Linked DNA regions of Homo sapiens: region 2 is linked to region 1. A link is a contact called in ENCODE Hi-C or POLR2A ChIA-PET data. All regions are on one chromosome and are shown on one strand. Each heading gives the region's core, a stretch centred on a gene start or an enhancer-like site at or near the end of the contact. The rest is flanking DNA. Distances are from core to core; before and after follow the strand shown. Region 1 has its middle 110 kb from the start of BNIP2. Region 2 has its middle 85 kb from the start of FOXB1.

Region 1 (4,707 bases), core at 1,309-3,808:
AAAACAAGTTAGTCATTTTAATATCAGACAAGGTTGAATACAGGACAAAGCATTAAATAAGTCAAAATGGGCTTTCAATTTTGTTAAAAAGTGCAATTAACAGTGCAGATAGAAGCACTGAATAACACAATATCAATATTCACAAAGGTAAAACTACAGGAAGTACAAGAAAAAAAATAAACACTTGTGCTTTGTTTTATTCTGTCTATGAGAATCAACTCACTAAATCCAGCCCACACATAAAGGGAGAGGAATTAAGTTCCACCTCTGAAAGATGTTAAAGGCTAATTTATAAAAAAGTATTGTGCCTTCCATCTTAGCCTCTCTTTCTCATTTTTGAATCACTGTCTCTGGGGAAGGCCAGTTGCCATGTCTTGAGGATACTCAGGTAGCCCTGTGGAGAGGCCCGTATGGTCAGGAATTAACTGAGGCCTCTAGCCAAGAGCCTTTGAGGAATGCAGGCCTCCAGCTAATAGCCATGGGAGTGCACCTTCTTGGAAGTAGATCCTCCAGCCCAGTCAAGCCTTCAGATGACAGCAGCCTCAGCCAATAGATTGACTTAAATTTTATGAGAGATCCTGAGTCACAGCCATCCTGCTAAGAAACCATCTAAAAAGGAAAACATAAAATCATCACATTTGCAGTTGATATGATACTTGAAAAACCTAAGAAGATAAATGGAAAAGCCATTAAAACTGAATTCAGTATGACTATTCAGAAATTAGTTGCTTCTGTATATATAAATATCAACCAGTTAGCAAATAAAGGAAGAAAAATCTTATTTACAATAGCAATAAAAATGTAAGATACTTAGACATTAGCTTTCAAAATTTGTAAAATACATATAAGATACAAACCTCAAAGACACAAAAAGGATATTTAAACAAATTGAAAGACATGTTATAGTCTTAGATTTACCATCATAAAGATGTCAATTATCTCCCAGTTAGCCTATAAATTTAACCTGATCCCAAAAAATATATTTTCTTCTCAAGCTCCAATGAGCTATAAGGGGCACCACACTTTGGAGACCACTGCCCCAGATCTGTACTGTTCAACACAGTAGCCATTAGCCACATGTGATTTATTGAGCTCTTGAAATGTACTAATCCAAGGCTGGGCATGGTGGCTCACACCTGTAATCCCAGCACTTTGGGAGGCTGAGCTGGGCGGATCACTTGAGGCCAGGAGTTTGAGACCAGCCTGGCCAAAATGGTGAAACTAAAAATACAAAAACTAGCTGGGCATGATGGTGCATGCCTGTAGTCCTAGCTACTTGGGAGGGTGAGGCAGGAGAATTGCTTGAACCCAGGAGGTGGAGGTTGCAGTGAGCTGAGATTGCATCACTGCACTCCAGCCTGGGTGGCAGAGTGAGACTGTCTCAAAAAAAAGAAAGAAAGAAAGAAAGAAAGAATGTACTAATCCAAATTGAGATGTGTTCAATGTGCTGGATATTGAAGACTTAGAACAAGGAATGAAGAATGTAAAAACCTCTCTTTAGTAATTTTTATATCAATTACATACTTTGGATACATTGGATTAAACAAAATATATTGTAAAAATTCATTTCACTTGTTTCTTTTTGCTTTTTAAAATATGACTATTAGAATATTAAAATTACATAAGTGGCAGGCTTGGTAATTTTGCTGGACAAGTGAGCTCCTGGAAAGTGAAGGTCATGGTCTATTCACACCCGTATCCACAACTCAAACCTACCCATTGAGTAATTATACCAGAACTAAATAAAATTTTGCAGATATCAGTACAATTTTGCTAAGAAGTAAGCTAATTCTTTTAAACTATCAGGGACTGAATGAACATAGGACTTGAGTAAAGATATTGCTTAAGCTAGTTTATTCAGGAAAGCCGCAAGAAGAAATGAAGTGAAAACATGCACTGTGAGGGTGGTTTATTCAGCACTGTACTCAAAGATTAGGCTGAATCTCTGCATTAGAATTGAATATGTTTCCAAAATCACTTTAAAAGCTGGCATTTAGAAATTAGGGAGGAGCTGGGAAGGAAAGAGGATAATTTCCAAACCCTCGTCAGTTCTCATTCAAGCGTGAGCGACGCGCAGAAGACGGGTGATTTCTGCATTTCCAACTTAGGTACCGTATTCATCTCACTGGGGAGTGTTGGATAGAGGGTGCAGGACAGTGGCTGCAGTGCACCGAGCATGAGCCAAAGCAGGGTGAGGCATTGCCTCATCCGGGAAGTGCAAGGGGTCAGGGAATTCCCTTTCCTAGTCAAAGAAAGGGGTGATAGATGGCACCTGGAAAATCGGGTCACTCCCACCCTAATATTGAGCTTTTCTCACGGTCTTAGCAAACGGCACAGCTGCAGATTATATCCCATGCCTCACTCGGAGGGTCCTACGCCCACGGAGCCTCACTCATTGCTAGCACAGCAGTCTGAGATCAAACTGCAAGGCGGCAGCGAGGCTGGGGGAGGGGTGCCCACCATTGCTCAGGCTTGCGTAGGTAAACAAAGCAGTCAGGAAGCTTGAACTGGGTGGAGTCCACCGCAGCTCAAGGAGGCCTGCCTGGCTCTATGGACTCCACCTCTGGGGGCAGGGCATAGTGAAACAAAAGGCAGCAGAAATCTCTGCAGACTTAAATGTCCCTGACTGACAGCTTTGAAGAGAGTAGTGGTTCTCCCGCACACAGCTGGAGATCTGAGAACGGGTAGACAGCCTCTTCAAGTGGGTCCCTGACCCCCGAGTAGCCTAACTGGGAAGCACCCCCCAGTAGGGGCAGACTGACACCTCACACAGCTGGGTACTCCTCTGAGACAAAACTTCCAGAGGAACGATCAGGCAGCAACATTTGCTGTTCACCAATATTCACTGTTCTGCAGCCTCCGCTGCTGATACCCAGGTAAACAGGGTCTGGAGTGGACCTCCAGCAAACTCCGACAGACCTGCAGCTGAGGGTCCTGACTGTTAGAAGGAAAACTAACAAACAAAGGACATCCACACCAAAACCCCATCTGTACGTCACCATCATCAAAGACCAAAGGTAGATAAAGCCACAAAGATGGGGAAAAAACAGAGCAGAAAAACTAGAAACTCAAAATCAGAGCGCCTCTCCTCCTCCAAAGGAACACAGCTCCTCACCAGCAATGGAACAAAGCTGGACAGAGAATGACTTTGACGAGTTGAGAAAAGAAGGCTTCAGATGATCAAACTACTCCGAGCTAAAGGAGGAAGCTCGAACCCATGGCAAAGAAGTTAAAAACCTTGAAAAAAAATTAGACGAATGGCAAACTAGAATAACTAATGCAGAGAAGTCCTTAAAGGACCTGATGGAGCTGAAAACCAAGGCATGAGAACTACGTGACAAATGCACAAGCCTCAGTAGCCGATTCGATCAACTGGAAGGAAGGGTATCAGTGATGAAAGATGAAATGAATGAAATGAAGCGAGAAGAGAAGTTTAGAGAAAAAAGAATAAAAAGAAATGAACAAAGCCTCCAAGAAATATGGGACTATGTGAAAAGACCAAATCTACGTCTGATTGGCATACCTGAAAGTGACGGGGAGAATGGAACCAAGTTGGAAAACACTCTGCAGGATATTATCCAGGAGAACTTCCCCAATCTAGCAAGGCAGGCCAACATTCAAATTCAGGAAATACAGAGAACGCCACAAAGATACTCCCCAAGAAGAGCAAGTCTAAGACACATAATTGTCAGATTCACCAAAGTTGAAACGAAGGAAAAAATGTTAAGGGCAGCCAGAGAGAAAGGTCAGGTGACCCACAAAGGGAAGCCCATCAGACTAACAGCTGATCTCTCAGCAGAAACTCTACAAGCCAGAAGAGATTGGGGGCCAATATTCAACATTCTTAAAGAAAAGAATTTTCAACCCAGAATTTCATATCCAGCCAAACTAAGCTTCATAAGTGAAGGAGAAATAAGATCCTTTACAGACAAGCAAATGCTGAGAGATTTTGTCACCACCAGGCCTGCCCTATAAGAGCTCCTGAAGGAAGCACTAAACATGGAAAGGAACAACTGGTACCAGCCACTGCAAAAACATGCCAAATTGTAAAGACCATCGAGGCTAGGAAGAAACTGTATCAACTAACAAGCAAAATAACCAGCTAACATCATAATGACAGGATCAAATTCACACATAACAATATTAACCTTAAATGTAAATGGGCTAAATGCTCCAATTAAAAGACACAGAGTGGCAAATTGGATAAAGAGTCAAGACCCATCAGTGTGCTGTATTCAGGAAACCCATCTCACGTGCAGAGACACACATAGGCTGAAAATAAAGGGATGGAGGAAGATCTACCAAGCAAATGGAAAACAAAAAAAGGCAGGGGTTGCAATCCTGGTCTTTGATGAAACCGACTTTAAACCAACAAAGATCAAAAGAGACAAAGAAGGCCATTACATAATGGTAAAGGGATCAATTCAACAAGAAGAGCTAACGATCCTAAATATATATGCACCCAATACAGGAGCACCCAGATTCATAAAGCAAGTCCTTAGAGACCTACAAAGAGACTTAGACTCCCACACAATAATAATGGGAGACTTTAACACCCCACTGTCAACATTAGACAGATCAACGAGACAGAAAGTTAACAAGGATATTCAGGAATTGAACTCAGCTCTGGACCAAGCGGATCTAACAGACATCTACAGAACTCTCCACCCCAAATCAACAGAATATACATTCTTTTCAGCACCACAC
Region 2 (4,707 bases), core at 1,556-4,055, 120 kb after region 1:
AGGAGTTCGAGATCAGCCTGACCAACATGACAAAACCCCATCTCTACTAAAAATACAAAATTAGCTGGGCATGGTAGCGCTTGCCTGTAGTCCCAGCTACTTGGAAGGCTGAGGCATGAGAATCCCTTGAATCCAGGAGGGAGAGTTTGCGGTGAGCTGAGATCATGCCACTGCACTCCAGCCTGGGTGACAGAGTGAGACTCCATCTCAAAAAAACAAAACAAGCAAACAAATTAAAATAGAACTATAATTCACACATGTAGCCACTCAACTAATGATTTCAGAATAAAGTAAGTACTATTACGACTCCATTTTGTAGATGAGAAAATGAGGATCACAGAGGTAAAAGTAACTTGTCTAAGGTCAAACAGCTAAAATAAAACCTTCATTCAATGAATGTTAATTATACTAATTACTACTAATCTTGAGATTGCCTCAATATATGCAGCTTGGAACATGAGACTGATGAAACTTTAGGGTAGCTACTGGGATAATGAGTGACTGAAGGAGCTAACCCTACTTTAGGCTGCAACCAGCACCTACGTCCCAAAGGGCTAGAGTGGCGTGGGCAGGCATTCTATCTCTCTGCAGAGTGTAGCCATAAAGTGGAGAGGGTGGGGCCAGAGCCGGCTGAGAGTGAACGTATCAGAAATGCCAGAAGGTGGCAGTGTGGGGTGGTACCTGGAGAGGTATGCCTGGGGTCAGTGAGATGGCTGGGCCTCACAGGGACGGGTTTGGCAAGGATTAAGCTGCATTCATGATGGGACTTCAGTCTTTCTGGGATTAGGGTTCAAATCAGAAACAGGATAAAGTTCAGTAGTGACAACACAGTCACAGCATGGGGTCAGAGGGGATTATAGCTCTCAGGGTCATGGAGGGCCCTGGGGACTCACCCCACAGGCTCATGGCCTGAGGACCCCCAATATCTGACCAACGGACTAGGGGTTGGTAAGCCAACAGCTCCCGGGCCTCTGTGTCTGCTGTCAAGGGAAAGCGCACGGGGAGGGAACCTGCATTCATTGGGCAGATTCAAAGCCTATGTTAGCCATGTTTAGGCCCCAAGAATACACGGACATTTCAAACTCAGGGTTCCTTCCCCTGTGTTCTGTGTTCTAGCACAACCGTTCTGCTTTTTAAAACCTTCCTGTAGCTCTCTTGATTCAAATGAATACATCACTTAGAAGTTAAAACCAAAGGACATAGCGTATATCCCAGATGAACAGCAAGGATGGGTCTTTGAGGTTTGCTTTTTCAACAGCAGTTTTGCCTCTGGTCTCTGCACCAAAATCGGGTCCCTTCCTCATCTCATACATTCTCTCTTTGCTTTTACAGTTCAGAAAACTGCAGCATGTGACCCTCAGTGTGTGTCCCTCTGTAAAGCATCCACTTACATAACTTTTCCTGCTATTATCTAAAAATATATCAGTGCACTTGGCTTGAGAATGTTTTTGAGACTTAAATTTACACTCAGCACTTCAAAAGCATCACAGTAAGCCTGTTGAAACTTCCAGTGTGAAAGCTCAGAAATTCTAATAAGCACTAGACTACACTCACAAATAAAAAACATTCTTTCCAATCCTCTCCTGTAGGACTCAGGGAGAATAATTAGAACAATAGAGATAATACTCTCTGAAATTAAGCCAATTTCAGCTCTCTCCAAAGGTTTTCATTAAATGCAGGGGAAAGCCAGAGATATGAGCTGGAATCTTTTCCTAGCCACTTGCTGGCTGTGTAATGTGGGATCATTTGGCTGATCTTCCCAAATCTCTGTTTCCTTATTTGTAAAATGGGAGTATTTGAAAACTCCAGGAGTCATTGGGAAGATCAAATTCTATTATGCACCTGCAAGCTACAAAGCTGTTGTACACCTCATAACTGAGCGCCTTCTTTTCCTTTTCCTTCTTTTTTTGTAATTTATGTATTTATTTTAATTTTTTTAAAGTAGAAATGGGGTCTTACTACATTACCCAGACTGGTTTTGAAATCCTGGGCTCAAGCGATCCTCCCGCCTCAGCCTCCCAAAGTGTTGGGATTACAGGCGTGAGCCACAGCACCCAGCTTTCTTTTTCCTTTTATCTTAATTGTGCTTTGGTTAGTTTTTGAGACTGAGACATTTGACAGGACTTTGAGATGGGCCGCATGGCAGAGGAAGACCAGGAACTGAGACTCTAGCGTGGCTCCACCTCTCACTGCATTGTCTCGGGAAAGCAACCTTCATTTCTGCATCTCAGTTTCCTTTTATCTGAGAGATGTGGATCTTGACCAAATAATCATCAATGTCTCCTCTCAATCTATGATTTAGGGTTTAACCTTTAAATTCGGCAGCACCCTTTCATGAATGGTCTGAGCCAATGACGAGACAGCAGCATTTCTCTTTTGGTATTGCCAGATTAGAGGTCTCGCTGGTGGCTTTTGACTCATACCTGTTTTCTTTCCTGCTTTGCTCTATGCTTTCCACAGCGGTGATCTCATTCAATTCTCACAAGAACCTCATGAGTCAGAAAAGGCAGATATGACTGTCTGCATTTTACAGATGATGAAAATGAAGCCTTGGGAGGGTGATAAATCTGCCCAGATCACCCAAGTAGTTGGAAAAGTCAGTTCTCCAGAGGTTGAAAGGGCCTCGACTCTCCAGGGACTGGGGAAACCCACAGAGAGAAACCCACTCCCCTGCATCCAGCCTTGTCTGAGCTCCCATCCTCTCTTGTAACAGCCTCATAACCAGTCTTCCTCCTCATGCCCTTCCCCTACCACACAGTTGCTTCTCAACACAGCAGCCAGAGTGGAGTTTTAAAAATGTAAGTCAGGGCTGGGCACAGTGGCTCATGCCTATAATCCCAGCACTCTGGGAGGCTGAGGTGGGTGAATCACCTGAGGTGTAGAAAGAGAGAGAAAGAAGAGAGAGAGAGAGAAGGAGGAGGTGTCACACACTTTTAAACAGCCAGATCTCATGACAGATCACTCATTATCTCGAGGACAGCACAAAGACATTTGTGGGGGGCTGCCTCCCCATGACCCAAACACTTCCCACTAAGCCCCACCTCCAACACTGGGGATTACATTTCAACATGAGATTTGGAGGGGACAAATATCCAAGCCATATCACTCCTCCTCTGCCCTCACTAATTGTATATAGTTAATTGGCCTACATGTCTTTCTTCCCTGATAAAGTGTGACTGCTAAAGTCACACTTGCAGTTCTGAGCGAACCAGGATGATGGTTCACCCCCACTGTGAGCTCCATAAGAGATCCTGTCTCACTTTTCTTTGTCTTTCCAGAGTCTAGGTGAGACCTGGAGCACCAAAGTGTTAGTTAAATAAAAAATGTACACATGCGTACTCCAGCTTTTAGAGGCTGGACTGTGTTCACTTTGAACTACTTTAAAATGAGCTCTAGGCTGGGTGCAGTGGCTCATGCCAGTAATCCCAGCATTTTGAGAGGCCGAGGCAGGCGGATCACTTGAGGTCATGAGTTGGAGACCAGCCTGGCCAACATGGAAAAACCCTGTTTCTAGGAAAAATAAAAATAAAATAAAGTAAAATAAGCTCTACACATCTTGGAAGAAAGTGAGAAATATCACTATGAATAAATCCTATTAGAAACAGGTCTTTTTATGCACCCTGGCAGGCTGGTTGGCCCGTTCAGACACACCTTGAAATGTGCAAATCGAATACACAGGGTGGCCCTCAGCCTGTAGTATCTTGCTGCTCAAAGCATGGTCCATGCACTAGCACCAGTGGTATTGCCTCAGAGCTTGCTAGAAATGCAGAATCTCAGGCCTTACCATAAAACTGCTGAATCGGAATCTACATTTTAAGAAGATCCCAGCTCATTCATATACATAGTAAATGTCAAGAATCGCTGCTTTAGGGCCCGTTAGAAATACCTGTGGATCCACATCTACTTTGCCAGCCTTACCCTTGCAAATGTTGCTTTGAAAGATTGCCAGGTAGTGCTCAGGCATCTGATTTGGAAAAAAAAAAAAAATGTTTATTCGCCAGGCGCGGTGGCTCACGCCTGTAATCCCAGCACTTTGGGAGGCCGAGGCAGGCGGATCACGAGGTCAGGAGATTGAGACCATCCTGGCTAACAGGGTGAAACCCCGTCTCTACTAAAAATACAAAAAATTAGCTGGGCGAGGTGGCGGGCGCCTGTAGTCCCAGCTACTTGGGAGGCTGAGGCAGGAGAATGGCGTGAACCCAGGGGGCGAAGCCTGCAGTGAGCAGAGATCATGCCACTGCACTCCAGCCTGGGCGACAGTGAGCCGTCTCAAGAAAAAAAAAAATGTTTATTTTGACATGCAGCAAAGATTGAGAATGGCTAGAAATGTGTTTTTCTTATTGCCCTTATTCCTGAAAATATGATACTTGGACCACCTGTATCTGGTGCTTGCAGAAAGGACTGATTTCCAGGCAATATCTCAGAATATGGAATCAGAATCTTAGAAGTAGGGTAAGGCACTGAAATTGGTATTTTCCATAAATTTTGTAGGGGATTCCTATGTATACCAAAGTTTAAAAACCTCTGCCCTAGGAAGAGGAATGATGGAGAAGTGATATGAGTGCTCCTGGGTTTTTTGCCTGTCTGGAATTCCTTCACTACCGCCAATACCCCCATTTTGTAACATTATTCTTTTGGAGATCCACTTCTGTTTTCAGTCCACCTGGATTAGATACGACCGACCTTTCCTCCTTCCAGAAGTGAGCA

Evidence for each region. A loop is a pair of places that touch in the nucleus more often than their neighbours do. ChIA-PET counts read pairs that join two places held with the same protein, here RNA polymerase II (POLR2A). Pooled maps may share reads with other maps.
Region 2: a loop to region 1 is called in a pooled map, with 3 times the contacts of the local background. The contact joins two enhancer-like sites. A Hi-C loop is called at or near these places in 12 of 50 pooled maps. POLR2A ChIA-PET finds 5 or more read pairs at or near these places in 2 of 52 experiments (MCF 10A and activated T-cell).

The regions. Positions count from the first base shown.
Region 1 is chr15:59,801,344-59,806,050 of GRCh38, forward strand. No RefSeq gene overlaps it. Among named protein-coding and RNA genes, the nearest start is that of BNIP2, 110 kb to the left of the region's middle. RefSeq lists an enhancer at 2,279-2,807 and a silencer at 2,540-2,589. Within about 2 kb of position 2,559, at least 3 of the 41 ENCODE cell types and tissues checked have a DNase peak (open chromatin) inside an H3K27ac peak, as active enhancers do.
Region 2 is chr15:59,917,051-59,921,757 of GRCh38, forward strand. No RefSeq gene overlaps it. Among named protein-coding and RNA genes, the nearest start is that of FOXB1, 85 kb to the right of the region's middle. RefSeq lists enhancers at 2,576-2,625, 2,686-2,795. Within about 2 kb of position 2,806, at least 2 of the 41 ENCODE cell types and tissues checked have a DNase peak (open chromatin) inside an H3K27ac peak, as active enhancers do.